Linked DNA regions of Homo sapiens: region 2 is linked to region 1. A link is an interaction called in ENCODE POLR2A ChIA-PET data of the cell type or tissue named here. Cell type or tissue: HepG2. All regions are shown on one strand. Links, peaks and the distances in the headings refer to the core of each region. The heading gives the core; the rest is flanking DNA.

Evidence for each region. ChIA-PET counts read pairs that join two places held together with the same protein. Peaks named below come from ENCODE experiments on the same cell type or tissue, not always from the same donor. Only the 100,000 strongest peaks of a DNase experiment are listed, where the experiment ranks them.
Region 2: POLR2A ChIA-PET joins it to region 1 with 6 read pairs; 3 of 35 experiments call an interaction of 5 or more read pairs at or near these places.

Annotation. Positions count from the first base shown.
Region 1 is chr20:44,595,062-44,599,450 of GRCh38, forward strand. All of the region lies in intron 2 of PKIG (cAMP-dependent protein kinase inhibitor gamma), which reads left to right. Among named protein-coding and RNA genes, the nearest start is that of PKIG, 15 kb to the left of the region's middle. RefSeq lists an enhancer at 2,517-3,264. In HepG2, for the core only: no CTCF peak of the experiment used is centred there; no DNase peak of the experiment used is centred there.
Region 2 is chr20:44,416,140-44,420,528 of GRCh38, forward strand. It overlaps HNF4A (hepatocyte nuclear factor 4 alpha), which reads left to right. Exons shown (of 10, transcript NM_175914.5): 6 at 2,286-2,373; 7 at 3,582-3,737. Among named protein-coding and RNA genes, the nearest start is that of MIR3646, 10 kb to the left of the region's middle. In HepG2, for the core only: no CTCF peak of the experiment used is centred there; DNase peaks (open chromatin) are centred at 2,062 and 3,322.

The DNA of each region.
Region 1 (4,389 bases), core at 269-4,268:
TTTAGGAAGGCTTCTGTTCCAGCTGTGCTGGGAGAGTTGAGGTCCAGAGCCTCCAAACCTTAAGAATGCAGGGTTATGTGATGTCTAGAGCTGGAGTTTTTAGCCAGGGGCTTATGGGTTAAGAGCCCCCTGTGATCATAGGTATGGTTACACACACACGCAGAGAATATATACTTTTCTGGGCAAAGTATCTGTAGCTTCCCTCAAACTCTCAAATGTGTCTGTGACCCTTAAAGTTTAAGAACACTGGTCTAGAGAGAACCCAAAGTGTTGTGGGCCACTGTGCTCCCTTGGCCACCAGCCTCTCAGATGCCAGAATCTTGAGAGAGCACACCAGGCCTCTAGTGTTTCTGCTTAGGCATGAACTGGGATACAGTATCAAATATTGCTGAAGTTCACAATTATAACTATAAATGTACAGCTGTCCTTTGGGATGCCCCAAGTACTTTTATTTATTTATTTATTTTTTTGAGATGGAGTTTCGCTGTGTTGCCCAGGCAGGGGTGCAGTGGCATGATCTTGGCTCACTGCAACCTCCGCCTCCTGGGTTCAAGCAATTCTTCTGTCTCAGCCTCCTGAGTAGCTGGGATCACAGGCGTGCACCACCATGCCCGGCTAATTTTTGTATTTTTAGTAGAGATGGGGTTTTACCATGTTGGTAAAGCTGGTCTCGAACTCCTGACCTCGTGATCCGCCAGCCTTGGCCTCCCAAAGTGCTGGGATTACAGGTGTGAACCACTGCGCCTGGTGCCCCTGGTGCTGTAAAAGTACAACTGTCCTGTGGATGCCCCAAGTACAACCACGAAAATGCATGCCCAGCACCCCAAACATGTCAACATGTTTGAACATAGTATATTCACCCCATAAGTGGTAGCCAATTTTTTATTTTATTAAATATTAAATAAATTAATTTTAAACACATTTTTGTTTTGTTTTACTCTTATCATTGTTATTATTTATTTGGTCAGGAGCCAGGAATCAGATGGTTATTTAGTCACTGAGTGATTAAAATCTATATGTCAGGAGCTGTGCTATATTTCAAAGATACAGTGACAAACAAGAAAGGCAGGGTACCTACCCTCTTGGAATCAGTTGGAATGGCAGATAATGAACAAATGTATCAGCATCATGCCTGGCTCACGGGACATTTCTGTGTGTATTTGTCGAATGACTGTTGAATGAATTTCGACTGAGTCATTATTAGGAAGAAGTCAAGGTGCTGCAGGTGGCAGGCAAGGAAACTTCATCTCTTCTGGTGGGTCAGGGAAGAGGAAGAGGGACTCAGGCTAAAGGGCCTACGCCCCAGGCTGCCAGGAATTACACAGGACTGTTTACAGGGGGCTGGCATTCCCATGAAGACTGGAGGTGTGGGGGGAGGGCTGGAATACTGAACAACCAAGGGCTTAGGAACCTTGAGTAAATGATGTTAATGTGGGCCAGAGGTACGGATGACATCTACACTCTGCTCAAGTAGTGATGGTCCCTGGCTTGCAAACATGTTGCTCTTCCAGGTTCCAAGGGAGGCTGTTGTTCAACCGGTATTTACCTATGTAGCAAGTTCTGGGTTCGGAACCCTACTTCTCTCAGGAGGCAGGAAGGATGGAAGGACATCCCTCCTGCAGCTGAAGACGGCAGAGCCCCAGCCACTGCTGGCAGTGGCCGTGGACACACAGTGCAGTGTCTGAGCAGTGTGTGAAGAGACTCCCTTACTGTCTGAAGGGCTTCACTCACCCTACACTAGTGAGAAGCCTCTGAATATTGTCTTGGAAGGGAAGCATTCACATATTAAGGGTAAAATCAAAGTCAGAGCAAAATTTAAAGTCTGCTCTTTGCCCCTCAAGACCCTGAAAGTCCCCAGTGACTGTCATTCCACTCACCTCCTCTCCCATTCACTGCTCCCCAGCCCCATGGCCTCTTATTAGTCTTTCTGGGCAGCAGGCTCCCCTTGCCTCTTGCATGCTGTGCCCTCTGCCTCGCATACTTAGATGTATATGCAGAAGTGGTTTCTAAACTCCTCTCTCTCATCATGTGTGTGGGCTGTGATACCCAACCATCAGTAACAGCAGCTGATGAGGACAGTGATCATTAGCTAGAGAGCACACCCTCAGTCGCTCCACCCAGCATTATTAGAATAATAATAATTCCCCACCAGGTCCCCCCACCCGGCATTATTAGAATAATAATAATCCCCCACCAGATCCCCCCACCTGGCTTTATTAGAATTACTATGAGAAACTATCCTCTAGTGATTCTGTTAATTGTGATTTTTGCCCCCCTACTACCACTGGTTAAGAATTACGGGCTTATGAACTGAGCTCCCTAACTAGACCATGGACTTCCCTCAGGGGCACAATGGTATCTTACTGTTTTTGTATCTGTGGTATCTAGTCCCAAGCCTAGTATACACTGAGGGATCAGTGAAATTTTTCTGAAGGAATGGATGAATACTATAGAGATAATATCTTGCTTCTTTTCATTCTCCACGGTGTATTTTGGAGATGCATTTTATAGAATTAGAGGAACTAGAATTGACACAAACTGTCTTCAACCCATGAAAGTCTGTGCTTCCATGAAGGTCTCTGGAAAGCAGCAGAACAGTCCATCTGGATCACTGCTTGGTGGCTGGGCATGCTGGGTCCTCCCCGGGCCTCCTGCTGCGGATGTATGATCTAAATTTGCCGAGGCTCAGCTACACAGCAAGGTTCTCAGAGAGTGGCAGTCTCCATCCTACTGTGAAAGGAGGGGCAGTTTTCCAAGGACTTCCTTGCTTTCCTGCCCTTCCTTCAGAGCTAGAAGACTCTTACCTCCCTTACCCCAGAGCTAGAAGTAACATTAGAGATTGCTTCAGTTATCCACTTCTGCATAATCCATCACCCCTGTTACTCAGTGGTTTAAAACAACAGCAATAGTTTCTTATATCTCATGGTTTCTGTGGGTCAGGAATTTGGGAACAGCTTGGCTGGGCAGTTCTGGCTTGGATCTTTTATGCAGTTGCAGTTAGATGGTGGCTGGAACTGGAGCAGCTTGGGGCCAGCACCGCTGAAGGCTGGCCGGCTGCTGCTCTTTCCTGGCCGTCTCAGGACCTCTCCCCTGTGGTTACTTCATAGGGCCTGTTTGGGCTTCCTCACAGCACGGCCACCTCAGATTTCCCATATGCAGCTCAATGCTCTAGAGGCAGGTTTCCCCAGAGAGAGCTAGGTGAAAGCTGTATAACCCTTTATAGCCTCATCTTGGAGGTGACACAAAATCATTTTTGTTGCATTCTATTTGTTAGAGGTCATTAAGGCCAGCTCGTTCGGGGAAATTGAAATTAAACTCTACCTCCCGAGAGGAGGAATGTCAGATAATTTGCAGACATGTTTCAGAACCACCACAGAGATACCCAGTTTCCCCCTTCATTCCACACTTGAGACTCCCGAGGTTTGAGGGGAAGAGCCTTGTCCAGAGGTGCCCAGCCTGGCATGGGCAGACCTGGAGTGTGACCCAGCCCCTAGGCCTTTGGCAGGCCTGCCAGGAAGTGATCTCACTTTCCCTTCCTTCCTGTCCCCTCACAGTAAGATAGAGACTGCCACTCTCTGGGAACCTTGCTGTGTAGCTGAGCCTCAGCAAGTTTGATAATACAGACACAGCAGGAGGCCTGGGGAGGACCCAGCATGCCCGGCCACCAAGCAGTGATGCAGCTGGACTGTTCCGCAGCTTTCCAGAGACCTCCATGGAAGCACAGACTTCCATGGGTTGAAGAGAGTTTGTGTCACAATTCCAGTCCCTAGCCCTGGCCCTGTGTGAAGTAGTAACACCGCCCTGCCAGTAGGATATAGCTGCTGAGGAGGTAAGAGTTTTAAAAAATTCATACCCCAAAATAATTATTTTTACTCTTGCTGTGAAGTTAGATACCAAAGAGTAGAATGTGGTGGTAGAATCAAGAGAGTCAACCCAACATCACTGAAAAGATTCTGAAGGTTTGTATCCAGCTGAATATCCAAAACAGGATGTTGCTTAAGCATGGGTAAAATGCATCTGGTGTATGTTTTAGACAGCCTTGTACTATGTTTTCCAGGGACTTGCTTACTTTCTTGCCCTTCCTTAAGAAATGCCTTATTATGAAGCTGGGGGCAGGGGAAAAAGAAGGTCAGAAAAGGGAATGGGTACTTTTCAGTAAATCCATACTACATGCCAGGCATAATACTAATTCACTCCCCTGCTTTATAGCCTAATAGCACAGGCTCCATCTGGCTCCAAGCTCCCTAACCTTGCTGAGTTTCAGCTGCCTCTTTTGTACTATGGGATAATGATACTTTCTGTCATAGAGTTGCTATAAAATTAAATGCTTGTAAGATGCTTAGCACAGTCTGGCATGCAGTAAGAAAGAACTGTGTAACAGGCCAGGCA
Region 2 (4,389 bases), core at 239-4,238, 180 kb before region 1:
CACCCCCCAGAACAGCTGCCATATCAGGGGGTTGAACCTGGGATCAGAAGGGTTCCCAGCTCCCCATTCCTGGTATATGAGGAGCCCAGCTTGCCCAATGCAGGTGGGGCATCCCTGGGAAAGTCGGGGGCATTGTCCTCCAAAGGGCTTCCCAATTTTGTTGACATTGCCCCAGAAACTAGATTCCCAGTTGGTGTGCTTCTTGGGCCTGGATACAATTGCAGAAAGAGATTGGGGCTTAGAGAGAGACAGAAATTTGCCTGAAGTCACAGAGCAAGTTAGCGACAGAACTGGGATTCAAATCCAGGTCTTCCGCTTCGCGATGTGAAGGCCACTGGAGTGACTGATGAAAGACTTGCACAGTGCCCAGTGCGCAGGAGGCGCTTGGCAATCAGCATCCTCGGCCTCCCTCCATACTGGTCATGGAAAGTGGATTTTCCCTCCCAGGCAGTTTCCTCTTTTTCTGTTTTCCTCACAGGTTTCTATCCATGGGGAATAGAAGGGGCAAGGACAAGTGGCTGCCCAGGAGCAGCTAGAGCTAGAGAGGAAGTCAAGATGTTTGCTCATTCATTCATTCATTTCCCCTTTCCTTCCTTCATTCAAATATTTATTGAAGGCTTATTTTGTGCCAAATATCTTCAGACAAATGCCTTCTTTCCTCTAACAACAATTTCACCTCCTTAGAGGCCTTCTCTGACCTCCCCATCTAACGTAGCCATTCTTGCCCCATTGCTCTCACCATCCTTTCCACTCCCCTCCCTCCCTCCTTCCCTTCCTCCCACCTTTTCTCCTTCCTTCTTTCCTTTATGCTGTGATCACCCTGTGTCCTCTGTACTTATTTGTTCTCTACTATCTGTTCATCCTCTCTCCTATAAATGTTAGTTCGATGAGATTAGAGACCTTGTCTCTCGTTTTTAAACATTGTGCCTCCATTGTCTTAAAAAGTGTCTGGCATTTAGTAGGCATTTAGGATTTGATAACTGAAAGAATGAACAATCAAATTAATGAACAAACAAAGGATTTTAACCTTCTAGTTTGGCTTGCTATGGAACCTCCAAACTCCCTAACCCAACCTTGAAGATGAGAAGATGAGATCCTTGAGGCTACCAGCCTGGTGCTGTTTTGTTTCAAGCCATCCTTTGGTCCTCAGGCAAGCACTAAAGCAGATGGCTCTCAGTGGGCTGGCTATGTCCTTCTGTGAGCTTGCTGGGCCCCTACCTATGACTCCAGTCTTAGAAGTCTTGCCTTGTACCCCCTGCAGAGAATGGTTTCATCAAGCTGATTCTCTGCCAGGGGCCAGTGCTCATACATTTGCTCTGAGAAGGACCAGCCCTGAGACCTAACATCCACATCCAAGTTCTTGTAATGCCCTCTCAGAATCCTGGAGTCCTGCAATGTCGATCCCTGGAGGGATCTGCCAGACCAATGATTTCCCAAACAGAATTGCACTTCAGAGTCAACTATGGAGCTTTTTAAACACAGATCCCTGGGCCCACCCTAAACATACAAAATCAGGATCAGAATCTCAGGGCCTAAGAATCTGTATTTTCAGGCCGGGCGCAGTGGTTCACACCTGTAATCTCAGCACTTTGGGAGGCTGAGTTGGGCTGATCACCTGAGGTCAGGAGTTCGAGATCAGCCTGGCAATATGGTGAAACCCCGTCTCTACTAAAAATAAAATTAGCCAGGCATGGTGGTGCACGCCTGTAGTCTCAGCTACTCTGGAGGCTGAGGCACGAGAATCACTTGAACCTGGGAGGCGGAAGCTGCAGTGAGCCGAGATCATGCCACTGCACTCCAGCCTGGGTGACAGAGTGAGACTCTGTCTCAAAAAAAAAAAAAAAAATAGAATCTGTATTTTTACAAAGCACCCTTCATAATTCTCCATAGCTGGTCCATGGGTGGGAATTTGGGACCCACAGTTTTGGAACTTTTTGGGATCATAGACCTTTTTGAGAATCTCAAAAAAGAAAAAAAAAGCACACAGAATGTTGCTTACAGTTTCATCAGGCACACAGAAGAGGCCCAGCACGAAGCAGTTTCTTGCCCAAGGACACAGCAGTTCAAGGACAGAGTCAGCGCGAGGTCTCTCAGCTCTGAGCACATGTTCTTTCCCCTTCCAGGTTTCTAGTTTTATGGGTAGTAGTTTTATGATGCCCATTTCACAGTTCAGGCAGGTAGAGGCAGAGGGGAGCATTAAGCTGACTTGCCCAGCGTCACTGAGTTGGCTACGGGCAGCCTTCCCAAGGGTACAGATGGCAAACACTGTTCCTTCTCTCTTTCAGGTGGCCCTGCTCAGAGCCCATGCTGGCGAGCACCTGCTGCTCGGAGCCACCAAGAGATCCATGGTGTTCAAGGACGTGCTGCTCCTAGGTGAGGCGGCTGCCTGCCCTGGCCAGGGCTCCAGGGAGGGTATGCCTAGCATGGCACTCACCCAGGCAAGGAGATTCACATGGTGGCATGCAAGGGTGAGGGAGACTAGTCAGGAGTGGCCCTGTCCTCAGGCTTGCATTAGAGGGCTCCAGGACTCAGTTTTCAACTGGGTACCCCACTCAGATGCAAGGAAATGTGGATGCAAGTCACCAAATTCCCAGCATTGAAGTCAGAGCACGATCAGGGTTATCCCTGGAATTACCTGTGCATCCTTTTTTCTTTTGACAGAGTCTTGCTCTGTCACTCAGGCTGGAGTGCAATGATGTGATCTCGGCTCACTTCAGCCTCCACCCGCCACGTTCAAGCAATTCTCCTGCCTCACCCTCCAGAGTTGCTGGGACCACAGGCGTGCACCACCACACCCAGCTAATTTTTGTATTTTTAGTAGAGACAGGGTTTCACCATGTTGACCAGGCTGGTCTCAAACTCCTGGCCTCAAATAATCCACCCGCCTCAGTCTCCCAAAGTGCTGGGATTACAGGTGTGAGCCACCGCGCCTGGCCTACCTGTGCATTCTGATGTTCTTTCTGGAGTAGGAGCAAGAGGTGGTTAAGAATGGCACAAAGCCCCAGCCCGCGTCACCTGTGCCTTCATGGCATAGTTATTATTTTAAACGCTTGTACAGCACACACTGTGTGCCAGGGACTGTGCTCACTGCTTTGCAAACACTACCTATTTTAATATAACAATGCTATGAGGGAAGCTCGATTATTTATCCTCATCTTATAGATAAGAAAACTGAGGCACAGAGAGGTTAAGTAACTTATCCAACTATAACCAGCTATCAGGGGCAGAGCCATTTAAGCAGGGCAGTGCAGTTCCAGAATCTGGTCCTTTAACCTTGATGCTTTGGTGCCTATCAGGTGACCTTTGAATGTCATCGATCTTGTGAGTCATGTTGGTAAATGGAGCTTGGGTCATGTGAAAGAGGTCCTAGAAAGCCAAGTTCCAAGCTCAGCCGGATGACTCAAGGCAGCTTATCTTCTGAATCTGGGCCTCAGCTTCCTTACCTGTGAAATGGGAGTCACCATCCCTGCAGGTCCTCCTCCCACAGGCACCAGCTATCTTGCCAACTTAAAAGCCAAAACTAGAGGAGAGGGGTCAACCCAAGGTGACTTCCCATCCTCCCTCCCTCCCAACCCTTCCAGGCAATGACTACATTGTCCCTCGGCACTGCCCGGAGCTGGCGGAGATGAGCCGGGTGTCCATACGCATCCTTGACGAGCTGGTGCTGCCCTTCCAGGAGCTGCAGATCGATGACAATGAGTATGCCTACCTCAAAGCCATCATCTTCTTTGACCCAGGTACAGTGCACACCTCCTAAGCCATCCCTGACTCTCTCTCCAGAACGCTCTGCCAGACTTCTCCTATTGGGTTCTGTACACTGAGTTCACAGCCTCATCTCATGTTAACGACAGCCAGGAGAGGCCGTTTTCATTTAACAGATGAGGCAAGTCAAGATTTGAAGAGACAATATGGCCGGGCGCAGTGGCTCACACCTGTAATCCCAGCACTTTGGGAGGCTGAGGCGGGCGGATCACCTGAGGTCAGGGGTTCAAGATGAGCCTGGCTAACATGGAGAAACCCCATCTCTACTAAAAATACAAAAATTAGCCAGGCATGGTGGTGCACGCCTGTAATCCCAGCTATTCGGGAGGCTGAGGCAGGAGAATTGCTTGAACCTGGGAGGCGGAGGTTGCAGTGAGCCAAGATCCCGCCACTGCATTCCAGCCTGGGTGACTCCATCTCAAAAAAACAAAAACAAAGGGAGGATATGACTTGACAGGGCACCCTGACTCCAAAGGCCTGGGCTTTCCCTTCTTTTACTTCTTCCCTCCATCCTTCTTTCTCTTTACTTCCCATCTTCCTCTTTTCTTTCATATTTGCTTCTTTTCCTCAAAAAAATTTATCAAAATAATATCTAGAACCGGATGTGGTGGCTCACATCTGTAATCC